3 separate regions of the Homo sapiens genome follow, and regions 1 and 2 are each linked to region 3. The links are chromatin contacts, found by Hi-C or POLR2A ChIA-PET in ENCODE. All regions are on one chromosome and are shown on one strand. The core of a region is the stretch at or near the end of the contact, and the rest is flanking DNA. Distances in the headings are between cores, read along the strand shown. Region 1 overlaps AKNA (AT-hook transcription factor). Region 2 has its middle 9.2 kb from the start of TEX48. Region 3 overlaps PALM2AKAP2 (PALM2 and AKAP2 fusion).

The links. Hi-C counts contacts between places; a loop is a spot of excess contacts on that map. ChIA-PET counts read pairs that join two places held with the same protein, here RNA polymerase II (POLR2A). Pooled maps may share reads with other maps.
Region 1: a map with no recorded cell type shows a loop between it and region 3 (8-fold over the local background). The contact joins two enhancer-like sites. A Hi-C loop is called at or near these places in 1 of 37 single-sample maps with no recorded cell type and 1 of 50 pooled maps. POLR2A ChIA-PET finds 5 or more read pairs at or near these places in 1 of 52 experiments (B cell).
Region 2: a loop to region 3 is called in a pooled map, with 3 times the contacts of the local background. The contact joins two enhancer-like sites. A Hi-C loop is called at or near these places in 2 of 37 single-sample maps with no recorded cell type and 5 of 50 pooled maps.

Annotation. Positions count from the first base shown.
Region 1 is chr9:114,365,693-114,369,668 of GRCh38, reverse strand. AKNA (AT-hook transcription factor) reads left to right here. Exons shown (of 22, transcript NM_001317950.2): 5 at 1,074-1,230; 6 at 1,972-2,126. Among named protein-coding and RNA genes, the nearest start is that of AKNA, 20 kb to the left of the region's middle. RefSeq lists enhancers at 1-595, 1,818-2,117, 1,589-2,537, 2,645-2,734, 2,755-2,814. Within about 2 kb of position 2,713, at least 12 of the 41 ENCODE cell types and tissues checked have a DNase peak (open chromatin) inside an H3K27ac peak, as active enhancers do; they include B cell, where a contact is called at or near this core.
Region 2 is chr9:114,689,421-114,693,354 of GRCh38, reverse strand. No RefSeq gene overlaps it. Among named protein-coding and RNA genes, the nearest start is that of TEX48, 9.2 kb to the right of the region's middle. RefSeq lists a silencer at 2,061-2,110 and an enhancer at 1,584-2,783. Within about 2 kb of position 2,199, at least 5 of the 41 ENCODE cell types and tissues checked have a DNase peak (open chromatin) inside an H3K27ac peak, as active enhancers do.
Region 3 is chr9:109,973,221-109,977,277 of GRCh38, reverse strand. The region is part of intron 6 of PALM2AKAP2 (PALM2 and AKAP2 fusion); the gene reads right to left. Among named protein-coding and RNA genes, the nearest start is that of PALM2AKAP2, 200 kb to the right of the region's middle. RefSeq lists a cis regulatory region at 1,260 and enhancers at 1,176-1,345, 2,516-2,895. Within about 2 kb of position 2,742, at least 9 of the 41 ENCODE cell types and tissues checked have a DNase peak (open chromatin) inside an H3K27ac peak, as active enhancers do; they include B cell, where a contact is called at or near this core.

The DNA.
Region 1 (3,976 bases), core at 1,464-3,963, 4.4 Mb before region 3:
CTAATGATGGTAGTGGTGATGACGGTGGTGGTGAAGATAATGGTGATGAATGTCAGGGTGGTGGCCACTATTTATTGAGCACTTATTTTGTGCGCAGAGAGGTTATTAAACCAACTAGGACTCAGAGGTGTGCTGTGGTAGAGCCTAGACAGGAACCTGGGCTCTAGCTGCAGAGCCCACATGCTAAGCCAGAGTTGGCAAACTTTCTCTGTAAAGGGCCAGATTGTGACAATGTTTGGCTTTGTGGAGCATATAGTCTCTGTCACAACTACTCAACTCTGCCACCAGAGTGTGAAAGCAGCCATAGACAACACATAAACAAACAGGCATGGCTGTGTTCAATAAAACCTTCTTTACAAAAACAGAACATAGTTCTCTCAACTCTGCTTTAAGCTGTTGAACAGCCTGTGGTTTCCCTCTGCTTTCCAGCTTCAAGAGGCCTTCCTTGGTCACCTGCCTGACTCCAGACTGCTCCCTCACCAACTGGGCTGGCTGCCATGTTAAATCCATCCTCAAATGATAGAGATCCGCTACCAATGGCAGATTAGTTTGTTTACTTGCTGGTTCACTCATTCATTCGAATAGCTATTAGTTGCTATTATTATCAGTATAATAATTATTAGAAATGCTTATATTTGTTAAGAAATAATTATATGTTATATGGTATATTAATTATGATATAATTATAACACACATTATTAATAAAAAATTACTGTTAATAGGAGAACCATAGGTGTTGGGGTCAGATAGAGCAGTGTTGTGATCCTCATCCAAGGACTTATCAGCTGGGGATTTTGAGTAACTGACTTAATAACCTCTCTGTGTCTCAGTTTTTTCTTCTATATAATGGGCTGTTGGGGTCCCCACCCTGTCTTCCTTTCAGGACTGCCATTAAGAGTAAATGAAAAGGCATGCAGTTCTTCACCTGTGTTTGGCCTAGCCAAGGGCTGCACTGAAAGATGGTATTTATTACTACAGGGCATGTGTGTTGAGCTCCTGAATGAAGATGAGGCGTTTCAGGTGGGTTTGCCCCTACCCTGACTTGGCTGTGCTGTGCCTCCCTGCTTCCACAGGTGAACCTGTTCTCTGACCCACCCCAGCCCAACCACAGCATCCACACGGGAATGGTGCCCCAGGGGACCAAGGTCTTGTCCTTCACCATCCCACAGCCCCGCTCTGCAGAGTGGTGGCCGGGCCCGGCCGAGGACCCCCAGGCCTCTGCGGCCTCAGGTGAGTCCGGGAGAAGAGCTGCAGCTGGAGGCTCCTTCTGCCTGGGATTCTGCTCTGTGGGACTGACTTGGTTCACCCTGGGGATGGCGCTGGCCTCAGGCCAGGGGAAGGAGGGAGGCAAGGCCCCACCCTGGGCACTTTGACTCAAAAGGGTCAGAGATGTGGAAAGTGTCCTGCTTTGATCCACAGCAGCCTGGGGGCAGCCCTGGCCCTGCCACTTGGCATCTTGGTGACCCTGGGTGAGTTGAAAACATAGAGCATTGTCCCTGGGGAGCCCATATCTCAGCCAGGCCCTGTGCTAAGCCTTGACACATGTGACCTCACTTAATCCCCACAATAACCCGCTGAGGTGTGCACTGTTGTCACACCCATGACAGCCAAGGGGACCAATTGGAGAGGTGAGGACACGCTGAAGTTCATACAGCTATGGAGGGGAAGTGTCTGGATTGGAACTCACGTCTCCCTGTGTGAGAGCCCACGCTGTTGACTGGGAACCCAGAGGCCTAGCGTAGCTCTGCTCCAGCCAACCATGTGGCCTGGGGCAGATCTGGACCTTGTTCTCCCTTGTAAATGGGGGACAATGTTCTACCCAGCCCACTTCCTGGGGCTGATGTGAAGATCGCACATGGTGACTGAGCTATAACTTGATGATGGAGGTGGTGGCTTTGACGTTCAGCCTCAGTCCTTCAGCTCCTGGAAGGACTGTTCTTGGCCCCAGCTTTCAGCAGTTGTGTATTCCAGGGTGGCCATCAGCTCGAGGAGACTTGAGCCCCTCCTCGCTTACCAGCATGCCCACCCTGGGGTGGCTTCCGGAGAACCGGGACATCTCTGAGGACCAGTCCTCAGCAGAGCAGACCCAGGCACTGGCTTCTCAGGCCAGCCAGTTCCTGGCCAAGGTGAGTGGACTCCCAGCTTTGCCCCCGAGAGACTTAACTCACCTGGAGAACACAGAACCTCTGCCTGCTTGGGTGAGAGGCACTCTGGGAGTCTCACTTGTCATTCCCCTGCCTCTGCACCGAGTTAACTCAGCCATCCCCAAAACATGAGCCCCTCCCTGGTTTTAGAGGCCACACAGCTCCAGCCTCCTCCTTGTCACCAGTGCTAGGTCTCACCCCCCTTTTTGGCAATGCATCTCATCCAAATCCCTCCACTTGTGCTTGGAAGTGTCTCTAGGCTGGCTCCCGGGAAACTCTGAGCTCTTTCAGGATTCTGGAAGGGTAACAGAATCTCCACTCTACCTTTTCCTCTTCAGGATAAGTTGCCTCACTTTCTTAGTTCATTTTATTAAATAAATCAATTCCTAGTTACTTCTCAAGGGTCTTCGTATCTTCATGAAACAGTCCAAGTAACCGTGAATTGTTTGCAGGTCTGTTTATAACTGTACATTGGCTTTATTCCAGAAGTGGTTTAAAGCACCTTATGAAAATACATACGTTTTAGCCACATTCTGAAAACAGAAGTGAGAAAACTGGGGCAGAGAGGAAGTAAGGGTAGAAAAAAATAAAATACGTGGAGTGAGTAAATAAAATGTTCTGTTGGACCCTAAGCACATTAGAGTCACACATTTAGCTTTGAGCTTCCTAGTTGCCAATGCCAAAAGAGAAATGCAATAGTTACATGCACTACCATGCCCATAAAACAAATTCTTTCAGAAGCACCACCATTTTATTCTTCCCTTCCCTTCCCTCCTCTCCTCTCCTCTCCCTTCCCCTCTCCTCTTCTCTTCTCTCCTCCCCTCCCCTCCTCTCCTCTTCCCTCCCCTCCCATCTCTCCTTCTTTCCCTTGCTTTACTGAAATATAATTCACATACCATGCGGTTGACTCATTTAAAGTGTTTGCTTGCTTCAGCGGTTTTTAGTATATTTGCAGTTCTGCCACTATCACCACAGTCAGTTTTAGAACATTTTCATCACGCACTAAGAAACCTCATCTGTATTAGGCAGTCACTCCCCATCCCCTCTTTCCCCAGCCTCCGTCGGCTGCTCTTCTGCTTCCTGTCTTTATAGGCTTGCCTATTGTGGATGTCTCATAGCAATAGATTCACGCAATATTTGTCCTGTGTCTGACATCTGTCACTTACCATGATGTTTTCAAAGTTAATCCTTGTTGGAGTAGCACATACAAGTACTTCATTTCTTTTCTTCTTTTTTTTTTTTTTTGAGACAGAGTCTCACTCTGTTGCCCAGGCTGGAGTGCAGTGGTGCAGTCTTGGCTCACTGCAACCTCCGCTTCCCGGGTTCAAGCAATTCTCCTGCCTCAAGCCTCCCTAGAAGCTGAGATTACAGGCACGCGCCACCATGCCTGGCTAATTTTTGTATTTTTAGTAGAGATGGGGTTTCACCATGTTGGCCAGGCTGGTCTTGAGCTCCTGACCTCAGGTGATATGCCTGCCTCGGCCTCCCAAAGTGCTGGGATTACAGGCTTCGTTTCCTTTTGCCACCACCATTCTTGGTTCCGTAGCCGGAGACACATTTCTTCTTCGTCCTATATGTTGTCCACAAAATAAAGCAATGTCAAATCATCACACTGAGCAGGAGCTGGGGCCTTAGCTGACCCCTCATGTCTAGTGCTGCACGGTCCAATTCAGAAGCTGCTGGCCACATGTGACTGTTGAGTACTTGACATGGGCTGCTCTGAATTGAGACGTGCTGTGGGTATGAAACACATGCCAGATTTCAGAGACTTAGAAATATAAAGTGTCTCCCTATTTTTTTAGTATTGATTACATGTTGAAATGATATTTGGG
Region 2 (3,934 bases), core at 950-3,449, 4.7 Mb before region 3:
TTATAGTTCTGCAATGAAAGAAACTTCCCACTTTATATTTGATAAATCAGACTTACGTAATTTACAACTCAAGAATCCTCTTACTTTTACTCTAAACCTCAAGTGTACTTATCTCTCCCCTTGAGGAAAAAAAAAATTCAAAATAGCACTGAAGCCCAGGGCCCTCAGAATGCTCTATCTGCCACAAAATTCACGACTGTCCTGAATTTTGTAAGAAATGCATGAATTATAACAACAAAACAGCAACATTAGGTATTGAGTGTTTACTCTGTGCTTAAAACTTTGAGTTCAATGTTTCAATGCATCCTCAAAAAGCCATTAGGCATTACCATGCCACTTACAGGCATGGACACTGAAGCTCAGAGAAGCCACATAAGTCATCTAAGGTCACACAGCTAACATACGGTGAGCTGGGATTTCATCTTAGATAGTTGTCTCCACAGCAAAGCACTTGGCACAGTGTCTTACACATAGTTAATGTCACAAATGTTACTATTATGCTTACTTTCCTTAAAATGATTTCTGCCAGTCAGGCACAGTGGCTAACGCCTGTAATCCCAGCAGTTTGGGAGGCCGAACGGGCGGATCTCTTGAGGTCAGGAGTTTGAGACCAGCCTGAACAACATGGTGAAACCCTGTCTCTACTAAAAATACAAAAAGTAGCCAGACGTGGTGGCAGGCACCTGTAATCCCAGCTACTCAGGAGGCTGAGGCAGTAGAATCACTTGAACCCCAAGGGTGGAGGTTGCAGTGAGCCAAGATAACATCACTGAGCTTCAGTCTGGGCGACAGGAGACTCAGGCTCAAAAATCAATCAATCAATCAATCAATAAAATGATTCCTGCATATATTTGGGCAAGGTGGTCCCACAGATTCCTTAACCCACAGTGTCTAGATGATTTTCATTGGCAAACCCATAATTTTTCCTGTAAGTTTCCCACATCCCTGCCAAAGCCAGAAGATTTGTCTTATTTTATTGGTTTCTGAGAATGTTGATTTCACTTTTTAGGGTTTCATCAGAACAATCTTAAGAAATAATCTCCTCTGGCCAAGCGCAGCAGCTCAAGCCTATAATCCCAGCACTTTGGGAGGCTGAGGTGGGAGAATTGCTTGAGTCCCAGAGTTAGAGACCAGCCTAGGCACCATAGTGAGACTCCACCTCTACAAAAAATAGAAAAAATTAGCCCAGTGTGCTGGTGCATGCCTTTAGTTCCAGCTACCCAGGAGGCTGAGGTGGGAGGACCACTTGAGCCAGGGAAGAAGAGACTGCAGTGAGCCATAATAGTGCCACTGCACTTCAGCCTAGGCAACTGAGCAATACCCTGTCTCAAAACAAACAAAAGAAAAAAAAAATTTCTTCCATATCTCTGAAAATTAGCACACTGTCTTGAAATCAGTTATAAGGCTCAGTATAGAATCATCATGAAGAAGCTTTTGAGCTTCATGAGCACAAAAGCATAGAGAGGTGGGTGGCTACCGAAAGACAGCACAGTGTGTCATCGGGGAAGGCACAGAAGTCTTTCCAAGATACAGCACACCATGCAGTTCAAAATGTAACTTCATACATGCCAGCTCTTTTTGCCCTGAGCAAGGTGGGAATTGTGGGTGTCATTTTAAAGATGAGCAAATGAGACTCAGAGAAGGAAAGTGATTTGCCCTGCATGGGAAAGGCAGAAGTCTGAATCCAACTAGGGGTGGGTAGTATGTTTGGCCATGGACATTCCAGATGACTTGGTGACAAGAAAGCATGTGTGGAAGGAAAGGGAAGCCATATTGACTCTGAATCACATGCTGCCCTACACTGCGGCGGCTCCTTCCTCCTTCTCTTCCAAAAGGGAAGCACAAAACACAGCACCAAGAGGAATGCCCACCAAGTGCTCCTGAGAGATGACCTGCACTGTAACACTGTTCCTTGGGCCATCTATTGGGGGAGAGAGCCTTAGAAAGGGACGGGCACCACCTCTTCGGAACCTAAGCCCTTTCCAATGCTGCCCAAGAAGCCTCAGAGTGATGCTCTCTAGCTTCGCTCCACAGCAAATAATGGCACTGTGAAGTTTCACTGTAATAAAGAGATGATTCAGTGATTACTCAGAGAAACCATAGAATTTCAGAGATGCGCTCCTTAACCACAAACGTGTACAGCGATGCCAGCTTCATCTCCCTGCTGCAGCCTTCGCATTTGGGGTCAGATCTGAGTAATAAATGACATCTTAAATGACTGGTGACAGTGTTCACTCTTCCTTCCTCCCCAGCCCCACCACACTCAGAACTCAGCCACTGTGGCAAAATTTTAATACAAAGCCTTCAACAAGAGCAGTGAAACTTGTCTTCTCTCCATTTTCTCACAAGCCTCAAACTGATACTGGAAATTTTTTTCTCTGTCTCCAGTGTAATCGAAAAATATATTTTTATTAAGCAGAAATCCAAAAGTCAAGCCTATTTTTAGAATGGGAAATTACATTACAGAGGATGATTTTTTTTCCAAAAGGTTTATAAGTATCAATTATGTATGAGCCACAGAAGGGTTTTGTTTGTGACAATCACCTTGGGGCTTTGAAGAGAGCTTAGGTGCTAGGATTCTTGGAAATCAAGAATCTGAAGTAGTTTGAAAGAATAAACCAAATTTCCAGCTCAGAAACCATGGACAAGTGACGAGTTTACATCCACAATGATGCCCTCCCACAGCTTCTTAGGAGGGAAACAAAAAACCATCCCATAACTTTTAGTATATAGGTCATGGATACAATGGCTGTGATAGTTAATTGTATAAGTCAACTTGACAGGATCATGAAATGTTCAGCTATCTGGTTAAACATTATTTCTGGGTATGTCTGGAACAGATCAGCCTTTGAATCAGTGGACTAAGTAAACTGGTTTGCCCTCCTCAATGGGGGTGGGCAGCATCCAATCTGTTGGAGGCCTGAACAGAACAAAAAGGCAGAGGAAGGGAGGAGTCAACTTCTCCCTGCCTGACTGCCTTAACTTGGACATCCACCTTCACCTGCCCTCAGCACTTACAGTCCTCAGGCCTTCGGACTCAACGCGGGATTGTACACCATTGGCTTTCCAGCTTGTAGATGATAAGACATACATATAGATGGAGACAGAAAGAGAGAGAGGTCGAGAGAGAGAGACTGAAAGAGGGAGGGAGGGGAGGGAGGGGGAGGGAGAGGGAGGGAGAGAGACGGAGAGAGACAGAGAGAGACGGAGAGAGACAGAGAGAGACAGACAGAGAGAAAGAGAAACAGAGAGAGACAGAGAGACAGAGAAACAGAGAGACAGAGACAGAGAGACAGACAGACAGAGAGACAGAGACACAGACAGACAGAGACACTGAAAGAGAGAGACAGAGAGAGAGAGACACCGAGAGAGAGAGAGACACCGAGAGAGAGACACCGAGAGAGAGACACCAAGAGAGACACGGAGAGAGAGAGAAAGAGAGAGGAAAGCAGGATCCTAGTGGTTCCGTTTTTTGGAGAACCCTAACACAAGGATGTATCTCAAAAGAGGTTTTCTAAACCCCATTTATTCACATATCACTGTGACTCTATTACCTCTACTCTTATTTCCTTAATATTTTTCTTTAAACCATATTATTCTTTTACATTAAAACAAAGGTACATACCACTACCATAAATAGAAAAGATCAACACAAAAATAAACATAACAAAAACAAAACAATGAGCTTAACTTCTAGCCTGATGCCATCACCTGCCAAAGACTCAGAGCCTGCCTGCTGTTCTCTTTTTATTGTGAGGGAGGTCAGCAACTGTTTGGAGGCATTACTGAGGGGGTAGCATCCAGCTAAATTTAGGTAATTGAAAGGACTAAAAAGGGAGTCATTCCTTCATGATGTGAACCAGTGCTATAGAATGTCATGTCCATGTTTGGCCTTAAATTTCCCCACTTCTCATCAGGGGACTGGGCCCCACAC
Region 3 (4,057 bases), core at 1,493-3,992:
TGATCTATATACTAAGAAGGAAGAAGCATGTTCTTTCAACTACCTCCTGTACTTGTATTCCCTGGTGCAGCTTAGGAGGACAGTACTATTGCTGTTGCTGAGAGTCAATGTGATACAGTGGTTCTCCGTGTCTGGTCCCAGGACCAGCAGCATTAGAAATAAAAATTCTTGGCCTCACCTCAGACCTCCTAAATGAGAATCTCTGATTCTAAGGTGGCCTAGAAATCTGCTTGCTTTTTTTTTTTTAAACAAGCCCTTCAGGTGAACTGGATGCACTGTGAAGTTTGAGCACCACTGGCATATTGCTTTTGCTAAGCCTGAAGCTCTGGCACCAAGTTTTTGGGTTTTGCACAGACTACAAGATGAGCAGTGCCCACTGCGGTTCACACTGTGGCATCCCCTGGTTTTGCATCCTGGCTCAGCCACTTACTATCTGTATAGCTTTGGCAAGTTACTTAACTCCTTTGAGCCTCAGACTCTTCATATGTCAGACAGAAATAAGAGTAGTGCCCATTTCTCAGGTTTATTTGAGGATTTAATGAGATAACACATATAAAGTACTTAGTTCAGTACCTAGCACATAGGGTAAGCACTCAATAAATGTTGGTTATTTGTATTATTTTGCTGCTGTTCTGATTTTAGGGCAACACATGGGCCTAGGGAAGCCAGAGAAAACCTCTCCAGATATATTTTCTCTTCTGAAACACTACAGCAACCTAGATTTATTATTTCTGCCTAGCAATCTTCTACTCACCCTTCAACACCCTGCTTAAAGTCACCTCCTCTGTGATGACCTCTCAGAGCTGAGTAATCCTTCCTTTCTCCAGGCATCCATCTCCATCAAAGCCCTCAAACTTCTTCATATGAACCCTGACTCTACCTCTTCCTACTTGTTTGATCTTGGGAAAGCTTCTTCACCTTTCTATGCCTCAGTTTCCTCCTTTGTAAAATGGCATGAATAACTGTTCTTACCTATGAAATTGTTGTGGGGATTAAGTGAGGTAATATGTGTAAACTGCTAATGATAGTACTTGGCATATATTAAGTGCTCAGTAACTGTTAGCTCTGTCTCCTAGTGCCTGGCACTCTGTAGTGCTGGATGAGAAGGAAATGATGAGTAAATGGATATGAGGCAGGGCCAGGACTAAGATGAGGTGGTAAGGACTTGGCTTGGGTGTAAAATTTAAACAGGCACACTACACTCCGTTCCAGTAAAACTTGGAATAGTTTCAGAAAAAATGCTTCCAATAAATCTTTATTTATAAACACAGGCAGATGGCCCATGGCCATAGTTTGCTAATTTGATTTTCTAAAATACTGCATTATTAAAATATGATTTATCCTGATTATTGAGGCATGGGGCATGGGACATACTTGCTTAATCTGCTCTTCCTCCTCCCCACCGGCTGACCCTGAATGCACAGGCCCCGTGGTTCCCCAGCAATGTGTAGCTCTTCATCATTTTACCATTTGTGTCAGAGTTAGCAAGGAATGTATGATGGTGGCTGTGAACCACAATTTTTGCAGGTTCTCTGCCCATAACCCTCGGGCTGAGTCAGTTTGCTTGTCTCTCCAAGAAGGGCTCCTTTCCAAGCTCCAAGACTATTTTTAAAGCAAGTCGACACTCAAAGCCCAGTAGTGTCCATGTGTAGTTTTCAAATACAATCAAGGGTAAGAAGATACATATACCTACTGTGATGGTTAATTTTATGTATCAATTTGACTGAGCCAAGGAATGGCTAGATAGATGGTAAAACATTATTTCTTGGTATGTCTGTGAAGGTGTTTCCAAAAGAGATTAGCATTGAATTGGTAGACTGAGTAAAAAGATGGCCTTCACCAGTGTGGGTGGGCAATCATCCAATTTGTTGAAGGCCAGAATAGAACACAAAAGTGGAGGAAGGGTGAACTTTCTCTCTCCGCTTAACCTGGGATGTCCGTCTTCTGGTGCCCCTGGTTCTTGGACCATTGGACCTGGATTGGGACTTGTGCCACTGACTCCCCTGGTTTCTGGCCTTCTGGGTTGGACTGGAATTACATCATTGGCTTTCCTGGGCCTCCAGCTTGTAGATAGTAGATCGTGGGGCTTCTCAACCGCCATAATTGAGTGAGCCAATCCCTCATAATATTTTTCCATATGTCTACATACATCTTATTGGTTCTGCTTTTCTTAAGAATCCTAATATACACAAACGTGTGTGTGTGTGTGTGTGTGTGCACGTGCAGATACATATATATTTGGCTTTGTGATATTTTCTGAAACTTTCAAGGTTGTGTGTGTCCATAACCAAGCTGAAAGTAGAGTCATCTGTTTCAAAGACATTTCCCTGGAGATGTGACATTTGGCCAGAGGCTCCCCTATGGGACATATGTGCTCACCTTTCAGATGCCTTTTGCATCCCAAGAGGAATAGTCTGCATCTGTGCTTGCTTCTTGCTGGAGCTTCACCTCATTAAGAAGTGACCTATTTCCCAGCACACATGCCATCTCTGTTTGAGGGGCAATCACTTACTATGTAATTAGTCCTGCTTGCAAAGACAGGCCTAGTGCTGGGCCCCATACTCTGGTGCTGCAGCAGCAGTGATGAGAAAATGGTATTTCTTACTATTGCGGTACACTTTGTAAACCATTGCAGGGGATTTTTTTCCTTCTTCTTTTTATTACAATGCCACTAAAATGGAAACCATTCAGGGAAGTGAGAGTGGCGTGCGTTGGCAGTCTAAGCAACATGTGTCACTCTGCCGATTCAAAATCAGATCAAATCTGGGTTTCTCTTTCTCTCTCAGGTTGTTGTTGACATCTCTGGGTCTTTGGGTTTTTTTTTTCAGCATGCATGGCTCTGAGTGTAGGTAAGGCAGAGGCAACACTCCCAGAAGAAGCCTGAAAAGGGCTTTGGGTCAGACTCACTAGTCGGAAGCACATGGTAGGTTCCTGCCACACAGCCACTGGTTTGTCCAGTCCCGTTAGCAACAGGCTGGGCATATGCCCATCGGCATTGAACTCTTGTGAGTGCCCTTTAGAATTCTGAATCAGAAACTGCCCTTGGCACTCACCCTGCCAGGCAGGGCCTTGACAACAGCCATGTGACCCAGTCCTCCAGCTCTTACATTCTGTGCAGTCATCAGAGACATGTCCATTTCTTATGCTCTGAGTCTGGTTGCATGCTCTCTCCATGGACTCTTGCTTTAGTCTGCATCTCCCTCATAGAAGCACATACCAGTCATACTTTACATGTGTCCTGTCTGCCTCTCTCTTCCTTTGGACTCTAAACTCCATGAGAGTAGGAAGAGTGTCTGTCTTGCACATCACTGTGTTTCCAATGCCCAGCACAGCGCCAGGCACATAGTAGATGCTTTATCAATGTTTACTGAATGACAACATCTATATGAAAATGAGTCCTCAAGAAGCCCAAGGCTGGCTATATACCATTGGTACTGGCTTCGATTCAGGCAGCTGTGCTTATTACTGGCTACATCTTGGGCAAGTTGGTTAGCCACACCAAACCTCAATTTTCCACTCTGTAAAATGAGGATAATAATACCTACCTCACAGAGTTATCAAGAGACTAAAACTAGATAGCATTCATGACAGCATGTGGCAGACAGTATTATTGCCCCCAAATCCTTTCTGCCTTCCCTGTGGGAGGATTATATATCCTCACTCATTGTCAAGAGATCTGCAGTGCTGCTCTATGGGAGGAGGATACTCCCCTACCCCATTGGTGCCAGGCTTGGCCATGTGACTTGCCTTGGCCAATGGAATATAAGCTACACGTGCCACATCCAAGCATGACTTTAAGAGCCACTATATGGTTCTCCTAGTACCCCTTTCTCTCTGTCATAAGAATGGCATGTTCCATATAGGGGCTGATCCTGCAGCCTGGGTCCAGGAATGAAGACACCTAGAACAGAGCTCCAGTAGCAAGAAAGAAACCATTACTGGGGTTGCCTGTTGCAACAGCATAATGTAGAGAGAAGGCCAACTGGTATACAGTGCCTGTCACAAAGCAAGGGTTTAGTAAACCTTTGTGGAATGAACAAACACATGCTGAAGTTTC